Regions from separate parts of the Homo sapiens genome. Here region 2 is linked to region 1. Evidence: read pairs that join two places in POLR2A ChIA-PET (ENCODE). Cell type or tissue: A673. All regions are shown on one strand. Links, peaks and the distances in the headings refer to the core of each region. The heading gives the core; the rest is flanking DNA.

What was found. ChIA-PET counts read pairs that join two places held together with the same protein. Peaks named below come from ENCODE experiments on the same cell type or tissue, not always from the same donor. Only the 100,000 strongest peaks of a DNase experiment are listed, where the experiment ranks them.
Region 2: POLR2A ChIA-PET joins it to region 1 with 5 read pairs; 2 of 35 experiments call an interaction of 5 or more read pairs at or near these places.

Annotation. Positions count from the first base shown.
Region 1 is chr6:19,320,019-19,329,579 of GRCh38, reverse strand. LOC105374961 (a long non-coding RNA gene) reads left to right here and starts at 7,295. Exons shown (of 3, transcript XR_926561.3): 1 at 7,295-7,387; 2 at 8,559-8,662. It overlaps LOC107986575 (a long non-coding RNA gene), which reads left to right. Exons shown (of 2, transcript XR_001744014.3): 2 at 3,782-6,517. In A673, for the core only: no CTCF peak of the experiment used is centred there; DNase peaks (open chromatin) are centred at 1,689 and 3,959; H3K27me3 peaks cover 218 bases.
Region 2 is chr6:19,789,383-19,798,943 of GRCh38, reverse strand. All of the region lies in intron 2 of LNC-LBCS (lncRNA bladder and prostate cancer suppressor, hnRNPK interacting), which reads left to right. Among named protein-coding and RNA genes, the nearest start is that of LNC-LBCS, 11 kb to the left of the region's middle. In A673, for the core only: no CTCF peak of the experiment used is centred there; no DNase peak of the experiment used is centred there.

The DNA of each region.
Region 1 (9,561 bases), core at 499-8,498:
ATGTCTGGTTGATGAAATACTCTGTACGACAAACCCCCGTGACACAAGTTTACCTGTGTAACAAACCTTCATACGTACCCCTGAACCTGAAATAAAACTTTAAAAAAGGAAAGAATTATTTTGGGTTATAATAGCGACAATAAATATTAGCTCTTTCTATGAGTATTATCCCACATTAATAAGAACTAGATAAATGATCACGCTGAATATGTGGCAGTGATAAATCCTGCTTTAGTTTGTGTGTTAGGTGCTATATTAGGGTCAGAATTTAGTGTTTTCTTCACCTGTGAGTCAGCAGTTCTCCCAGTTTTATGGATGGCAGAACCGTTTATCTTTGGAAGAGCTGCCACTATTCAAGTTCATGATTTACTTTAGCACTTCTAATATTTCTCGAAGTTGGTTCCCAAGCCACAGCCAATGGAATATTCATTTTAAAATGCAAGCCCAATTCCTCTCTGGAGATAGGACCTAGGAATCTTCATTTTAACTTGTACCCCATGATCCTTATAGATTCTGAGCTTGAAAATCACTGCTTTAACAGATTTCTTGGGAACTTATATACTTTGTTGGGTTTATTAGAAGTTGAACTTGAGTTGTCTTCACTCCACCTTCACAGAGAAACTCACCGTCTCTCAGACCAAGAAAACATTTAACTGAAAGGCCTGGAGATGATGAATGAGATTGAGTTCCCTTCTCTAGGAAATGGGTTATTTTTCGGACCATGCAGGAAGAGTGTACTTTGGCACCCATTGTCTTGATGTATTGGGAGAAGATGATTCAGATTCATACAGCTGGTACGCTGGTACATTCCTACACTGCTGCTTCAGGGGGATAAACTAGGTTCCCAGAAATTGTGTGGCAGGATGCGCTCCATCTCTCCTCTAGAACATGCATACTGTCTTAACAACTTATATTTGTTCTGTTTTTTTTTTTTTTTTTTGACATGCTTTCACAGGGACATAGTGGAATGCCAAGTCCTGATAAATCCAAGATAAAACAAAAAAGAAAGCAGTTCCATCACCTCTATCCTTCTTTCTTTTCCAGACTTCCTAAAGGTTAGGAAATTCTTGAGGATTTCTTTTTTCATCATATTCAAAACACACACACACACACACACACACACACACACACACACACACACACACACACATATATATATATATATATATATATCCTGGTCTCCAATTTTAAATACAAGACAAATCCTTTACAGTCCCAGAAAGGAGGGCATTGACCAGTCCCAGCTCAGTTCCCACCTGGGGAATTCCATACATATACAAATTTAAATTCAATTTACCACATTCACATGAAAAGGGACTGGTTTTCTAAGCCCGATGATGGGAGTGACATTGAATACAAGATTGTGTAGCACTTTAAAGAACTTTCCTTTTATTAGCAGCTCCATAATCACATTAACTTAGTCTGAGAATTCAAACTAATTCTTTCCCTAGAGGCCCGAGCAGTAATAATTGTAGAAATCTGTGAAAAAGGATAAATACAATTCAATAATTATATTGATAAATAAAATGAAAATCAACTAATTGTGTCATTCACTCAGATGCTCGCCTCGGCTGTTGCTGGCTTTCTGCTTCACTGCCTGCTAAACTTTTACTGTCACACTTCAATAAATTTAATTGTGCAGAATAAATGAGCTAATTTTTGAAGTCACAGGCTCTGTTTGCAAGATAAGGGCGGTGATTTATTGACCTCTTCTAGCTCTGTAAGAGCATCACACTCCTCCACTGACAACTTGGCATCGGCCGTTTTCCTTTCTGCCGGTTCCCCTCACAGCTCTTGCTAGTTCTGTCCTAACCTTCCCTCTCTCCTCTCATCTTCTTTCAAGAAATCACTGGCTGCATATCTTAAACAGTCCGGCAGGCCCTGCTTCCCGTTGGTTTCAGAAGAACATTCTGGTCTCTGTAGTAGTTCTTCATAGGGTGATGAATTATTTTTCCATTTCTGCAGCTATCTGAACCTATCCTTCAGAACTAAAGCCTCAGGTTGTGAACTTCTACCTTTCGACATCCCATGGCAAAATCCAGCTCATCTGTAGTTGTGATACAGATAATGGAGACAATGGCTTTTGCTCTTGGACTTAAAACAGTTTCTTGCAACAGGCACACTGATGTCACACCAGATCAAAACTCCTGATTAAACACAATGTTTCAAAGCGAGGTCACTTCCTGCATGTTGGGTTGAGATATGACAACTTAAAATATAACCACTCAAAATGCCAAGAATTATTTGAATAAGCAAAATAGAATTTGCTTGTAATGTAGAGAATATGCCTTGGACCAAATGCCTTAGTGTCTGAAATAGCTTTTATATACAATATCTCCTGAATGATGTACAGTGTATATTAACAACTGACTGTTTCCCATGTAAGCCTCATATTTTTAATACACGCCAAAGAACTTGTATTCATTATACCTTCTCACAGTGTCCGGCTTCTTTGGCAATACCTGGAATTAGTAGGTGTTCAACAAATAATTGATGAATTAACACATTAATTAATGAATACATTGCATTGATATAAAAGTTATATTACATGAATACTTGCATGTATATTTCAGCTTATTATGGCACAATTTGGAAGACATGCAATTTTATGTCAATTTTATGCCAAATGGTAGTAGCATAGTGATCTCTAAGCAGTGGGACCAAATTAGGGTTGAGAAGAAGCCTCTAAAGGGAGAGTAGAAAAATAACTATCTTTTAATAGAGAAGGCCTTGTAAAGCATCATCAGGCATCTAAATGTTATTCCAATTTGTACACAAAGAAAATATGTTTCACAGCATAGCATAGCCATCTATCTACCAAGGGAGTTCCACAGACAGATCTCTCAGATCTCTCAGAGGGGTCTGTCAACCATCAGCTCACTGTGGGCTCAGTTGTCCGCCTCACCTGGCATGAAGAAAAGCAGTGGAACTATATACTAAGATTTGAGGTTCTTAGTACAATGGCTTCAGTCCTCTGATTATGGAAGCTCAGAGTCACAAATTTACAGCTGGGTAAAAGGGCTAGCAAAATATGAGTGTGTGTGTGTGTGTGTGTGTGTGTATGTGTGTAAATTAGCTAGATCTCTTGAATATTAAGAAGACAAACACTTTACTTTTCAATTTATCTTTTTCTTTTTTTACTTTCCTTTAACTGCTTTCCTCCTGTTATTTTCCAACCTTGTGCTCCACTGTCTTTTCTCCTTCAAATGGGTGAGATCTCTTTGAAGTCTGAGAATGTGGCTTGAGGAAGGGAAGAGCTGGCTGCAGTGCCGCTCCTAATGAAGACTTACGTGATAGCATTGCCTTGAAGCTCAGCACTACCTGCCCAGGTAGTTAGACCCAGTCTCCAGGTGTTTGCTTGCAAGAAGTCATAGTGTCATTGCAAATCAGGATAGATTCCCTGACAGGCAGAGAAGAACTTTCCACACTGGTGCTCTTGCTGTCATTGTTACCATCTTTGTTGCAAAAACAATCATTCCTTGATAATACCATGTTTAAAAGAGCCATTGAGTAAGTATAAGATTTTAATTACCTGATGTATCAGCAAAGGACAGAGGTGGGCTCTCATAGTATTGACTATGCCCTATTTTCCTCATGGGAAAATACCCCCTTAAGCTATTAATACAACTGGAAGAACTGCTAGGTCTTTTCTACACAGCTTTCCTCATTCTTGCCAAAGTGTTTATTGAATCCTTAACTAAAACCACTTGTGCTCTTGAACTCTCTTCTTGGAAAAAAGAAAGAAACTAAAAATACTGAACTATTATTGTTTCTTTCTCAGAGGTACACAAAGAAGGATTACCACAGGAAATCCAGAGAGGCTTTAGAAGACGAGCTTGCGTTGAGATAGAAGCCGGAAGCCCACTTAGCCAACTGCCTCCATGGGACTTGGCATGAGGCAGGCTTATGACAGTAAATGCTACACTGCCCTCAGTGAAAAAGAGAATTTGGCATTCATTCTTCTGAACCCGCCATCCCTCAGCCTTGGCGCCTGGGAATTCTGCGAATCGTTGCCTGTGGCAGTGACACTGATTTGTATCTGGGTATGAACTTAAATGAAAACATGAATTGAACTCATTACTTGAGGAAGGAAACACTGCCAAATTTAACAGGATGAAATTCCAGCAGGGTGTAAGGTTTTATGGGGCTACAGTGGAATATCTCATAGAAAGGTTTCCAGTTCATAAAACACTTTCAAAACATGCTCGGCCCTTTTAAGTTGAAGGGACATTATCATTTCTATCTATGGCATTTCTCTGCAAATTGAACTCAAATATCCTTTGGGCTGACTACACAGAGAACAGAAGAAAGAAGTGGAAGAAACTTGGACTGAAGATTGCCTCCCTGAAAAGGTTTTCTTCAGGCAGAATTAGGTGAGAACAAATGACATCAGAAAGTAGCATGTCAGTATACTGCTGCCAGCTCCATATGGTTCAGCTTGTTTTCACAGGTATTTAATTAATTCCACAAACATATATTGAGTATCAGATGTGGGATCCTGTTCAACACATTTGGGGTACAGTAGTCAATTAGTCTACTCTCATGGCACATACATGCTGGAAGGAGAGAAAAACAATAAATAAATGAACAAAAGATGCAGTATCAGGTAGTGATCATTGCTATCAAGAAAAATAAAGCAAGAGAAAATGGGATAGAAGGTGTCAGGGGTGCGGGGTGACATTTTACATAGTGTGTTTGGCAAAGGCAATTCTCAGGTGGTGACATTTGAACAGAAGCTTGAATGAAGTGACCTACATGTTGAATCCAGAAAGCTAATTTTATATATATATATTTTTGGAAGGGGGCAGGAGATAATAAGCTAGTAAAAGGGTTGGGAAATTATTTTGATTCAAGGATGCCCAGTTTAAAAAACTGTAAGAGACAGCCCCTCTTTTTCTCCCAGTATAGCGCTTTCGGTGGCCATTTGAATAGAGCTCTGCATGTTTCCTTGGGATTTTCTGGTGTTCATGGCATAACAACCAGCCAGCAGTCTTCTGGCTGGACCACGTTTTACTTGCTAGCAAGGAGCAGAAGCTGTGGAAATTGGCATGTAGAGATGTAAAAGGATTTTATACTTTTCAGCCTGGGCAGAAAATTATAGAGAAAAGTAGGTGGGAGTCAGAAAAACATGAAATGAGAAAGAAAAGCATAATCTGAGTGAGTTCTCTCTCTTTTTTTTTTTGTTTTCTATGTTTATCTTTCCACAGCTTTTTCACTGGCTCTGTTAAAAAGCAAATATCACTGCAAACTTCATTTCATTTTCTCTCAACAGATGAAATAAAGCTTGTTAAAATGTTTTTCCCTTCTGTCAGGTGCAAACTCCATGTTAGCAGGTTTGAAAACTTTCACATGTTCAGATAGCAATGGAGGTTTTAACTTGGCCAACATCAACAAACAAACCATGAGTCCCTCACGTGTGCAATGCTTGCATAGAATGAAATTGAGTATGAGCATGTTTGCCAACCCTACTACAAATGGTTTATTTAGAATAGTAGAATGTGAAAAATACAGATTTATTTTTAATAGCTAGTACCATGATGATTATTGATTTTTTCTTCCAGATTATTAATTTAAATAGCAAAATTATGCTACATGTTTAAAATATGTCTGTATCCTGAAAGTACTTATTGTAAGCTTAAGCCCAGTCTTATTTCTAAAAAGATAATTTGTAGGAGGTATAATTTTCATTTGTATTCATGTATATTAATATATTTTTTGGTGTTACACTGTTGCATGAGGATAGCTGTAAGGTCAGGATATTTAGGAAACCTCTGAATTGAACATTGAGCTTGTGGATCTAATATTTAAGTAACTGGTTTCTGTCTACGTACTCTTTTCTCTTCCGTGGTAAGCCCTGCAGGCAAGCTCACTTCTCTATGTTCTCAGTTGTAAATGAGGAAAGTAGGACGAGGTATGGAGCTGGAGGGTAAATGGCAGAATAGAAGACAGAGTGCCATTCTGCGTAAGAGCACCACCTTTTGTGTTTGGCAGGCTTGGTTTTAGTCCTGATTTTTCCAGGTCCAAGTATAATCTGGAGCATTTCTCAAATTCACTAAACCTCAGTTTCACCTTCTGTAAAACGAAGCTATTTCATTGAGTTATTTTGGGTTACATATGTAAAATTTACAGCCAAATACTTAACACTCAAGTCTGTCAAGAAACAATTCCAAATATTTTATAATAAATATATAAAAAACTTTCACAATTCATGGAATTTACTTCTTGATTAGTTGCCATGGTCTATGGTTATAATGAAATGTACTCTTGGCAGTCCTGGATAGAGAAGCTCTTGAACCACAACCACAACCATTACCTTGGAGATGTCGAAACTGCCCTTTTCCCCGAGACCATCATTAGTGCTTTCCACGAACCTGGATGATAACCTCACGTTCACCTTTCAAAGCCAAGAATAACAAGAGAATTGAATGTAATGATAATGTTTCTTCTTAAAATTATGCCAAATCCGACTTAGTTGATGTGAGTTCTGCTTTTTAAATTAAAGAAAGTACAAAGTCTATTTTGTGGGTTGGCTAAAAGGGCACTGGTTAAAGAAAACAATGGTTATTTGTTTCTGATGTACAAATGATCCACACAGACACATCTTTAGATGAAACCCCAAATTCTTTACTGGTTGGGTTCTACAAAGAGTGACAGTAGTAATTTGGTGAAGCAGCAGGGGGCAGAGGACTCTTGGTGGTAAGTTAACTTGATTCTACTTTGAAAACTCTGATTAATTGTGCATAGCTGTGCACATACACACACCACATAAACAAAATTCCTGGAATCTGACTGAACCTTATTAAAGATTCATGTCCCTGTAAGTGTAGAGTATAAATCCTATTTAATAAAAAGAATCCTTGTGCCACTGGTAGTAATGTTGGCTAGTGTTGAGAAGATAAAAAGAAGAGAGGTAAAAATAAATATAATGATCAGCTTTTTTTGAGAAATTATAATCTATTAAACTCTAATAATAACTCATTATTTTTTCTTAATGAATGCATGCAGAGGAATTCTATTTCTAAGTAAAGAGTTATAATTATATCAAACCAGCACAATGATTTATTGAGTGTTTACTATGCGGCACAGACTCTGATAGGCACTTTAACCTACACTATTTAATTTAATCCTCACAATGACCCAGAACATAGTATTATTCTCCCTGTTTTCTAGATAGAAAAAATTTAAAAGCCCCCAAATGCACAAGTAGCTCAAACAAGGTCATGTAATAGGTAAGACAGAAAATCTGCATTTGAACCCAGGTCTCATGATTCCAAGTTCCATATTCTACATAAGCATTGTTAGATATGATTTAACAATAATGTATAGGCTTTTTTTTTCATTTCTCCTTTAGCAACACAATGACTGTCAAAGAGCTCATAAGAGATTGGTCAGTGAAACCCTTAAGCTTCATTTGGTCCATCTGTAAGAATTTGGCTCAGTAAATTTTTGTCAAGTACATATTAGGGCGGTAATCACTTGAATTATTTCTTGAGCATTTATAAGTAATTGTCCAATGCCATAATCTCCAAAGCTTGTTATCTATTAAACCTAGGTGGAGGATAAGAGCTTACAATTAGCATCCGAGCAGAGTCTCTCCACCCACCAGGTCCAAAATTTTCTACCGGTTGCCCATTAATTCTAAGGACAGGACTGGTTACATAATGTTTAAGTCTTTGTGAATACGATGTGGAACCCCTTGTTTGAAAGTATCAAGAATTTTAAGGCAGCAACAGCAGAGCCTTAAACCAAGCCTGGGGGTCTTTCTGAGCCGGGCCCAGAAACCACTTCCATGTAAAGAGATAGGTGTTTTACCTTAGGACACTCAAATTGCATCCCAAAGAAGTAGAGCCTGATGAAGTTCATTGGTTCAGCAGCATCAGTGAAAAAACTAGAAGGGAGTGTAGACAGTAGCTTAGGAGGAAGTAGAAACCAGCCTGAAGTTTGGAAATCAGATTTATCTCTTAGGGATGGAAGAAGAAAGCAAGGACTCCGTCTTCTGTATACAGCCTTCAAGAGCCATACAGTAGTATGTCTACAAACCTTGCTGAACAGATTATTTTCTTTGGTTAATTTTCATCCCTTTACCTCTTCTTCTGTCCCTAGAGATATGGCATCTTCCCTGCATTGATCCCTAATAATAGTGTCTAAAATGTAATTTGAGGGATTTTTATGGGAATAAGCCTTGTGTCATATTTTTAATGGAATATCCTGTAGGTCTAGGAGGGCAAAGGCCATGCTTGTCTTATTCATTGTCCCATCCGATCCTCAGCACCAAGTACATGCCTACCACATAACAGGTGCTCAATAAATATTTGATGAATAATTGAAACCTTAGATAATTGAAAGAAAGTTGAGGGGAAGAAGTAAGAATGACCGAAAAATTATGCCAGTGAATAAAATGGTAGAAGAATTGTTTCTATTTATAAAACTGTGTAGAAGACCAAGTCAACAATGTCAGTTTTTTTAAATTGTAAATCTAATGACAGCGATGCTATCTCTACATCCACATAGCCTACTTATTTGCTTTTTTTTTGTTTTTGTTTTTATTTTACCACAAGGAACTGCTTTTGCAATAAGTAAAGTCAATGAAGAAAGTAAGAGGATTGCAAAGGTTTCCCCCGCTGATTCTGCCAACAGAAATGTTTTTATTGTGCTGCTTTGGGTGAGTAGGATGAGTTAGGCTCAAAACTAAAATCAGATGAATGAAAGTTTGTGTGCGTGTGCATGTGTTTATTCACACACATGCATATGCACACACACACACACAGTGGCCCTCATTAGTAAATTATTTGAAAAACAAATGAAGCAGAGGTAAAATTTGGAAGATGAAATAGATAATATGCCCTTTGTGCTACAGAACGTACCATGGTATATCAGAAAAGCAAACAGGCAAGTCCAGAAAAACTTGGAGACCTCAGGAAGCCACCAGCATACACAGAGGACTGAAGTTGCATTTTTTCTTCTCTTCCCCAAACGTTCAGTCCAATAGCAACTAATCCTAGGGAACTAAAAATATACGAAGTGTACAGTAACTCCCTTCTTTGGCTCTTTCTATAATGTATACAAATCTGACTGATAAAAGGCCCAATTCACTCAGCAGAGAGCTGGCTTCTGTCTGATGGAATTTCACTGTGGAGTTTTCACAGTGAGAGCAGTTGGAGCCTTTGTACCTCCCATCCTTCTCTGTGGGAGACACAGCCTCATGGATCTGAGCGATAGCAATGAGCAGTCTGGGACAAGTCAGTCACTGTGTCTGCAGGCATCTGACAAGAGGAGAATATGATTGCAGCAACATGTTGGGGAAGTCTGGCTTTCTCCCTCAAAGCCCTCTTTATTCTAAGGTTACCTGGCATTGCATAAGAGCCAAGCGGGCAAATTAAATTCCTTCTATTCAGCCTTGCAGAGAGGTGAAAAAACTCATCTCCTGGCTGGCAGTATTTGTTGTTGGCTCTGCCCTTTCCAGTGGCAGGCAGTTGGGCATCCAATAGCCAGATCGGTCAAGAGTACTGTTTTTTTTATATTTATTTATATCTGGACTTTATTTAATTCCTTCAAGATTTT
Region 2 (9,561 bases), core at 838-8,837, 470 kb before region 1:
ATCTTTCTGTTACTGATTTCGACTTTAATTTCATTATGGTCAGAGGATACACTCCATATGATTTAATTCTTTTAAATTTCATGAGTTTGTGTTATGGATATGATCTATCTTGGTGTATGCTCTGTGATTGCTTAAAGAGAATGCTGCTAGTGTTGGGCGGGGTGCTCTGGAAGTGTCAGTTAGCTTCTGTTGCTTGACGATGTTATTGGGTTCTCTTATATCTTTGCTGATTTTCTATCCAATTGTTTTATCAGTTGTTGAGAGAGGAGTGTTGAAGTCCCCAACTATAATTGTGGATATATCTAATTCTCCCTTCAGTTCTATCAGTTTTTGCTTCACATATTTTATAAGTCTGTTATTTGGTGCATACTCACTTAGAATTGCTAATACAGTTCACTTAGAATTGCTTATGTAATTCTTTTTGGTGAATTATATTTCTCTCTGTCTCTTGTCCTTTGCTTTGAAGTCTATTTTCTTTTAATATAGCCATCCCTGCTTTCTTCAAATACTTTCATGACTTTTTTTTATACTTTTACTTTCAACCTATTTCATTATATTTGAAGTGAGCTTCTTGTAGATAGCATATAGTTGGGTCATCTCTTTTTTTAAAATTCATTCTGTGATCTCATTTTATTAATAGTTATATTTAGATCATTTACATTAAATGTAATTATTGATATACGTTTATGCTTTTGTTTCCTATTTTATTTAATATTTGCTCTGTCTTCCTTTTTTTAAACTCTTTCTTGCTTTGGGCTACTTAAACATTTTTTAAAAATCCGTTTTGATTTATGTATAGTGTTTTTGAGTGCAAATATATAGCATTTTTAATAGTTGCTGTAGCTACTGTATTATAGTTATAGCTTACTAACTCTATTGGTGTTAATGGAGTACCAGTTCAAGTGAAGTGTTAAAGTCTTCCCTCCCTTCATATCCCTTCACTTTATAATATAAATATGCAATATAATTGTCTTAAGTATCTCCTGTACATACATTTAGAACCCTACCAGATAGTGTTATAATCTTTGTCTCAGTAGTCAAATACTTAGAAAGCTCAAGAGGAGAAAGAAAACCTATTATATTTTCCCATGGTTTTTTTTATGATTTCTGTCTTCTTTCTTTCTTCTTGATGTTACAAGTTTTCTGTTTTTAATTATCATTTTCTTTCTGTTTAGAGAACTCTTTTCGCTTTTTTTTTTTTTTTTTTTGACAAGATCTTTCTCTCTCAGCCAGGCTGGAGTTCAGTCCTGCAATCATAGCTCACTACAGCTTCACACTCTTGCACTCAAGCAATCCTCTCTTCACCCTCCAACGTAGCACCACCACCCTAGCCAGCTTTTTAAATTTTTTGTACAGATGGGGTCTTGCTTTGTTGCCCAGGCTGGTCTTGAACTTCTGGCTTCAAGCGATCTTTCCACCTCAGCCTCCAGAAGTACTGGGATTACAGGTGTGTTCCACCATGCCCATCGTCTTTAGTTATTCTTTTAAATAGGTCTGTTGGTGACAAACTATCTTAGTTGTCCTTCAACTGAAAATGTCTTGATTTTTCCTTCATTATTGAAGGATATTTTTGCTGGATATAGAATTTTGAGATGACAATTCTTTTAGTACTTGAAAAATGTTATGCCACTTCCTTATGGCCCCCATGTTTCTTGTTGAGAAATCTGTCATTTAAATTTTTTTCCCCTATAAATAAGGTATTATTTGCTGTTGCCACTTTCAAGACTTTTTCCGTCTTTATTTTCAGAAGTTTGACTATAATGTGCTTCAGTAGTGATTTCTTTGCGTTTATCCTTCTTGGCATTCATTGATAGTTTTATGAATCTGTTAGTTTATGCTTTGGCTAAATTTGGGGAGTTTTCAGTTGTTATTTTTTCAAATACTTTTCAGCCACACCCTTTTTCTTCTCTCCTTCCTAGTCTTTAAAGTTATATTAGATGTTTTGTTATAATCCTACTGGTCCCAAAGGCCCTGCTCATTTTTTAAAATATCAGTTTTCTCTCTGCTTTCAGATTGGGTAATTTTTATTGTTGTCTTCAAGTTTACTGATTCCTTTTTTTGTTCCCTTCATTCTGCTGTTTAGGTCATCCATTGAGTTTTTAATTCTGCTGTCTTTCCACTAACACAATTTCCTTTTGGTTCTTATTTATATCTTTGTTTTCCTTGCTGAGACTTTTAATTTTTTTTCCATTTGTTTTGGGCATGTTCATAATTACTCATTAAAACATTTTTATGGTGGTGCTGCTTTATTGCTGCCAAGCGGAAATAGAAATCCATGCCAATGTTAATAACTGGGTGTGAGGGACTCCTCGTAACTCCTGGGCAAGGGTGGAAGTTCTAGTTCTCCATTAAACCTCTGTTGATATCATCCTGGCTGGGAGGGGCATGAAGACTCATTACTGCTTGGCCTCTACTGACATTGTTGAGTTGAGTTGGGGTGGTCTGGTTTCTGCTGGGCAGGAGTGAAAGTTCTACCTCTCCACTAACTTCTTCTGATGCCACTCCAGTGAGGTGGGGAGGAGCATTTTATTACTGCAGGATGGGATGGAAGTCCATACTCTCCATGTGGTCTCCATGAGCACCATCAGTGTGGTGGTGGTGGTGAAGACTCCTTATTGCCTGGTGGAGATGAAGTTCCTAGCTCTCTGCTTTTCCTCTATGACACCACTTGGATAGGAGTTTTGGGGTATCTGGCAAAGGTGGAAATGGAGCCTCCCACTCAGTTTTTGCTGGTGGGGGTGGAGGTGAGGCCACAGTTTTCTCTGTGGTGTTTGGCTGTTACTGTCCAAGCATCTTCTGTCTGGCTAGGTAGCCATTTTGCTTATCCTTTTTCTAGAGAGGGCAGGTTTCTGTTGAGGCTTTTTGGGTTGATACTTGTTGGTATTTCTGGGTTTCTGTCTTCTCCAGCACCTAATCTGGGATATTTGAGGCAAAAAATTAACTCAGAGCACTCACCACCTGTTGTTCATCGGGTCCCAAGTTCCCTAGCTGATTTGCCGCCCTCTGTTCACCTTGTCTTCAACCTTCTTATGTCTGAAATAGATGGAACACTGCTCCATCTTTCTGAAAATTGAAGACCCATTGCTTTCAAAAGTAGATGATTCTAAAAAGTACAGCCCGGGTTAAAAACAACCTAGCTATGCCTGTTTAACACAAAGATTATAGTCTCTCCCCTTCATTGTGAAGGGGTATCAGTTTCTACTTCTGTTGGATTTGAAACAGCTTTAAAATAATTTTAGCATATGTGGACTTTCTCTTGCCCAAACAGTGAAAATATTTTGAAGAGAGGAGCAATGCATTATTATTTGGAAGGCAGCTGAGCCTGGTGGTGTGGACAAGGCTTTTGGAGGCAGAATATCTGTATTGCAATGAGATCTTGGTCAAAATTCTTAACTTTCTTAAGGTCAATAAAAATTCATGATATTGTTAAGAGTAAATATGTTATATATAAAAGACCCACCACAGTGCATGACTAACACATAATATATGTTCAAATATTAGTTCTTTCTTCCTGTGGTCATGCTCTATATATTACCTGAATAGTGATTAAGGAAGCCAAACAATTGGGCTGAGTATTTGAGTCAGAGGAGTTACTCTGGAAGCCTCTTAACTCTTTAGGCTCAGGAATAGCTAGAAAAATAGTTGTAAGGAAGATATCCTTGTAAGAATAGAAATGTGAATTTTTAAAAATGATCCAGGTATGATAGGGTAGTGGTGTAAGTCAAGAAGAAAGACTATTGAGAATACAAAATGATAGGTAAAAGTGATTGGTTATGGTAGTAGAATAGACACGGAAGTAAAACCATGAGCAGGAAGTGAAAGACTGGGAGAAAAGTTTGAGGTTAAGGTTAGGGCCTGGAAATTTTAGTAGGTAAAGTTCTTCCTATTTCTCTGACTGTACTTTCTAATTTTCTTTTGAGGGTTTTTTTTTCTTACGTATTCCTTAAATGTTGTTGTAATTTGAGGTTCTGCCCTCTTTTTCTCATATATACTGACCTTGGATAATCTTATCCAATTCCATAATGCTGGTCTTAAGAAAAAGCTAACAGATTCGAACTCATTTATTGAATCTGCAGTTACCACTGGATGTCTCCATTTGGATGTCACACAGGCTTTTCAATCTCAGCATATCCTAATTCATCTCCCTTCTGTGTTCTCCATCTCATTGAACAGTACCACCATTGATTCAGATCCTAAAGTGAGAAACGCAACCATCTTCCTGTCTTTCATAGAACACACTCAAGCGACAACCAACTTATGCTCATTTTTCCTTCAGGAATTTCTGAAAAATTCTATTGAGCATTAAGGGAAGTCATGTTGGAAGAATGCTAAAATAGGTCAAAGGAGACATAAAATATTCTCCTGAGTCTCAAAACTAATATTCCCCAGGACTGTTTTCTCTATGCTTTATGGGGTAACTGATAGAATTCTGTTAGCATTGTTCTTTGTTTCTTGACCAGTTATTGCCAGTATTTGAATTTTCAGTTTCATCTTCATTCTAGAACTTCATATTCTCTTATGCCATCTTTTTCTTTTCACCTTGTTTTCTCTTTTCAATTTTATGACAATTGCTGCTACAAGTTGAATTCCTATTTCTCTCCCATCACCTGCTATATTAATTAGGGTTAGGTTATGTTGCAGTGAAATCTTAGTTGCTCATAGAAACAAAGATCTATGTCTTGCTCCTGCTACATATCCATGATGGGTTGGCTAAATGTTTTCTCCTTCCAGGTTTGAGTGAGGCCGATGGACCTCTACTGTCTTAAGAGAGTTGGTGGCTGTGGCACAAGGAAGGGGGGGGGGGGAAGCAAGATACATCCAGAAAGGCTTCTGCCTGGTGGAATTGATAAACGTCAATTGAGATTTTCCAAGGACCAAAACACATGCATTACCATGCCCAACTTCAAGTAGGTAGGGAAACGAAGTCTGTTATGAGGGTGGAACACTGAAATAGCTGGTGAACATTTATTTCCAGCATGACTACAAGACTCACTCATGGCTCCTCTGCTGGAAGCCCTGCCTTCTTCTGTCCTCCCTCCCTTCTCCTTCTCTTCCTTTCTTCTTTCCTTCCTTTGACATTTTAAAAATGACTGTTAAAAATATTCTTGGGAATGCCACAAAAATGGGAAACCAAGCATTTAGTACTACAGGGTGGTTCTAAGTATTGAAAAATAAAAATGGATTTGTTAATACATTGCACTGTAACTGCATAGCTAGTGGTTCCAAGTGCAGCCTGGTTGACAGCAGTGATCCAAAGTAGCAGCGACAAAAACAAAACAAAACAAAAAAAACTGCAGGCAAGTTAGAATTTCATTAAATACCAAAAGCGCATCTCTTAGCACTTACTCCATAGCTCTAGGGTGCTGATGCTCACTGTTATCAGTTGCATGAATCACCATGGCAATTGATGAATGTAAAAATTCAGTATATGTTTTTTTCTTGCAGTTTTTTAAAATTTTTGGTTCTGAAGAATACCTTTTCATTTGTCTGTCTCTGTCTCTCTTATTCTGTTCAATGTATGCAACAAGAAAACATTCTCTTTTTTTTTGTGACTTAAAAGCTTTTTCTAATTTATTTGAAAAACTCTGAGGCTGGATGCCGTGGGTCACACCTGTAATTCCAGCACTTTGGGAGGCCGAGGTGGGTGGACCACCTGAGGTCGGGAGTTCGAGACCAGCCAACATGATGAAACCCCGTCTCTACTAAAAATACAAAAAATTAGCCAGGCATGATGGCAGGTACCTGTAATCCCAGCTACTTGGGAGCTGAGGCAGGAGAATCATTTGAACCCGGGAGGTAGAGGTTGCAGTGAGCTGAGGTCACACCATTGCACTCCAGCCTTGGCAACAAGAGCGAAACTCCATTTCAAAAACAAAACAAAAACGAAAAACTCTGAATACTGACTCCTGACAAAAGAGAATTCTATTGTCCCCCCAATATATAGGCATTTATGTTAACCGAATTCTTTTCATGTCTCTTTATTAGTGTGCTCACATTCATGCTCCTTGGACTGTATCTCCAAAAGCAAGATAGAGCATCACAGCTGATACTCTTATTTCTATGTGATGATAGACCATCATATCAGATAGTTTGTTTTTACACTGTAATAAGGAAAACCTGTCTGGAAGGTATGAACCAGGGCAATCAATCTCATAATAGACCACTTGTTAACATTAGACCAATGGTAAGAGTAGAGCAGACAGAAATGAAACCCAATCTATTGTATATGTTAATGATAAATATATATGTGTACACGTGTGCACACACACACACACACAGCATCCATAATTCAAAAATCAAAAATCTGAAATGCTCCAAAATTTGAAATTTTTTGCGCTCTGACATGACACCACAAGTGGAACATTCCACACCTGACCTCATGTAGTGAGTTGCTGTCAAAACTCTGTTTCATGCACAAAATTATTTAAAATATTATATAAAATTACCTTTAGGCTATGTGTATAAGGTATATGTGAAGCATAAATGAATTTAGTGCTTAGGCTTGGGGAGCATCACAAGATAATCTCATTATGTATATGCAAATATTCCAAAATCCAAAAAAATTTGAAAAACCTCTAGTCCCAAGTATTTCAGATAAGGGATATTCAACCTGAACTTGTGTAACTGGTGTAACTGTACATACATATGCATGTGCATGTCTGTGTGTGTTCCAACCCAAACACCATGCCATTCTTCCCCTGCCTTGCCCCATGTCCCACATCCACTCCTACCCCCATTTATTTGCTACCAGAACTAGGTCACTTTCTTGTCCCTTAGACTCAGTGGGAGACTCCCAACTCATTGTGTTTGGATTAAGTAGAAAGTTATTCTATAACCATGTATTCAAAAAAAATAACTTTACAATCATTTGAAACAAAACCAACTATTACTTTTAAAAAGCTACCTGCTTTCAATTAAGCAGGAAATTATCTAAGAAGCCACTTAATTTGCTTTGGTCTGTAGTCCCACAACTGCTTTATGCTGAGTGGAGCATGAAATTAAATATGTAACAACTATCCTAATGGTTATGTTTCAGAATGCCAGCATTTTAGATTCCTAGGTATACCGAGTGGTAACAAATACAAAAATGTACCAATCAAAGAATATGGCTGTATTGAGTTTGAGGAAGAAAAAAACCCAAAATATTATTAATGTTCTTTATTTTTTTTAGTTAAAACTGTTTTTAAAAGTCTTCCGTTAATTGATGTATCTAGGAAGAGCTGCAGTGCATATATGGAAAATTTTTTCAGACTACAATAAACTGCATTTTTTTCCAAATAAATTTTTACAGCATTTTCTTGTGTCCAAATGTAAAATAAATTATGCAAGGATACATTAATAGAGAAAGTCATAATGAATTTTTACTATGTGTTGAAGAAACACTGATACTAATCTCCGTTTGAAGGATTCATCTTTGTTTAAAGCAAAGACGTGTTGTTTGCAATGGAGAAACTGTTTATGTCCACATATAAAGGCACTAGTTTGTGCAGGAAATTTCAGAAGCATTACTTAAATGACACTTCAATCAGTTCTTAACAATGTTGTAAATGCTAGATGGTTCTCAGAGCCTCTTATTTATTTAAAACATTTTTTTCACAACTTTAAAACTATTTTTAAACTAGACAAATCTTTCCAAACACTAATCATATTATGATTAAACATTTTTAAAATAGCTGTATAAATGTGGATAAAATCATCCTCGTTCTTTTGTAGTTACTTATTTTAACCCAATCCTTTTCTTTCTTTTTCTAAAAAGTCTAGGTTGACATTTTGGCAGTTGTATTAGGAAATGTTGACAAACAAATAGAAGAATGTAACTGGATTTCTCTTCCCCCCCATATGTGAAGCAAGGCAAGTGTGAGCTGAGAGAGCTTGCAAGGTTCCACAGTTGCTCAGCACTCATTTATTTGATGCTGAAGATGCTTAATATTCTAGTTTCTGTCATTGAATCTATCTCTATACTTAGCTATATTATTCAAAAATATTTTTCAGTTTTCTAAAACTGCTATCTTCAAGGATTCCCTGAGAAGCTACAAAAAAGGACATCATGGTAATTTATGGGACGTTGGATATTTTTCTAGGACAAAAAATCTCCTATTTCTGCATGTATACTTCAGCTTATTCTGATCAGGGAAAGAGCAAGACCATAATCACACAGAATCCTTGCATAAGAATCTGTGTGACCTTGAGAGAGCTGGTTGACCTCCCTGAGCCCGATTCCTATGAACTGTAACCGTCTTTCATGTGTACGTTGGGAATAATCATAACTCTCTGTCAGAATTGTGAGGATTAATTTGAGATAAGGTAAGACAAGCATTCTGTAGAGTGACTGACACATAGTAGGACCGTGTTGTCATGAGTTACCGTGATTAAAGTGGTGGATCATCTCATCCTTCTTTTGTAGCCTCTGTCTACCAGATCCTATGGGAAGCCTTTCGTGTCTGTCATTTCATTAAGTCTTCCCAACAGCCTAACGAGATAGGTCTTATTAGTATCTCACTTTACAGCTGAGAAATCACAACAGAGGGACTGGTGATGGTTCACTGGGCATTTCAGGTAAAGAAACAGGTAAAGGTGGTATTTTGAGTTTAAGAAGCCTTTTTCCCTGAAACTCGGCCAAAAGTTTTTCCTACTTAGAGGACCTACTTGCATTTTTATCAGCCTGCAGAATGTTTCTAAACTTCAACCGTGTGTCTTTTGGCTACACTTGGAATGTTAGTAACCAAAAGAAAGACAGACTTTTGGATGATGTGGAGTTTGTTTTCACCACAGCCAAATCTTTGCTACGGTAAAAGATATTATAGACCAATCCGATTGCATTTCTTAAACAATCACTAAAATACAAATTTAAAGATAAAAATAAGTGCCTTTATATAGCTGAGGGTGTGATTTATTTATACACAAGGGAGTTTAATTTTCCAATTAATGAGTGGGTTTTATGCACATGATGTCCCTTAGTTTTAATGAATAATGTGTGTGTGGTATGATAGATTGCTGTGCTAAACACATGGTGCTCCCTGCCAGAAAGCAGATCTGTATATTATAATTTGTACATGTGATATCACACCGATGAAATCAAGAAAATGAATTAATTACATTCACAAATGTTTGGTAGACCAATAATTTCCAAGAGTCAGGAAATTCCTTAAGAAACACCTAGGCAATAGTGTTTTACTAGGAAATAATTGAGCAATATTTTAAAAATCTCAACCTGGAGGAAATGATATATCATTGAAAGGAGTGACTCTAAAGATAGGACCTAAAAACAACTTGGAACCCTGAAATTTAAAATTGGTTGAATTTAGATTAGAGCAGAGACGTCATTTGATCTTAGTGATGTACTTGCCTTATCTATCCAAATATTCATTCCTGAGAGCTTGACACAGCGCCAGGAAATACACTTTCTCCTAATTTTTTTTCATGGGAAGTTGCCTGGAAAATAAAATTAGAAAATGAAAGTTTGGTTTCAAGGAGGGGTAACCAGCTCTCAAGCTGGTACAAAGTACCAGGTTTTTAAAATAAATTACCCAAATCTTAGGGTTTATTCTATCTACACGGCAT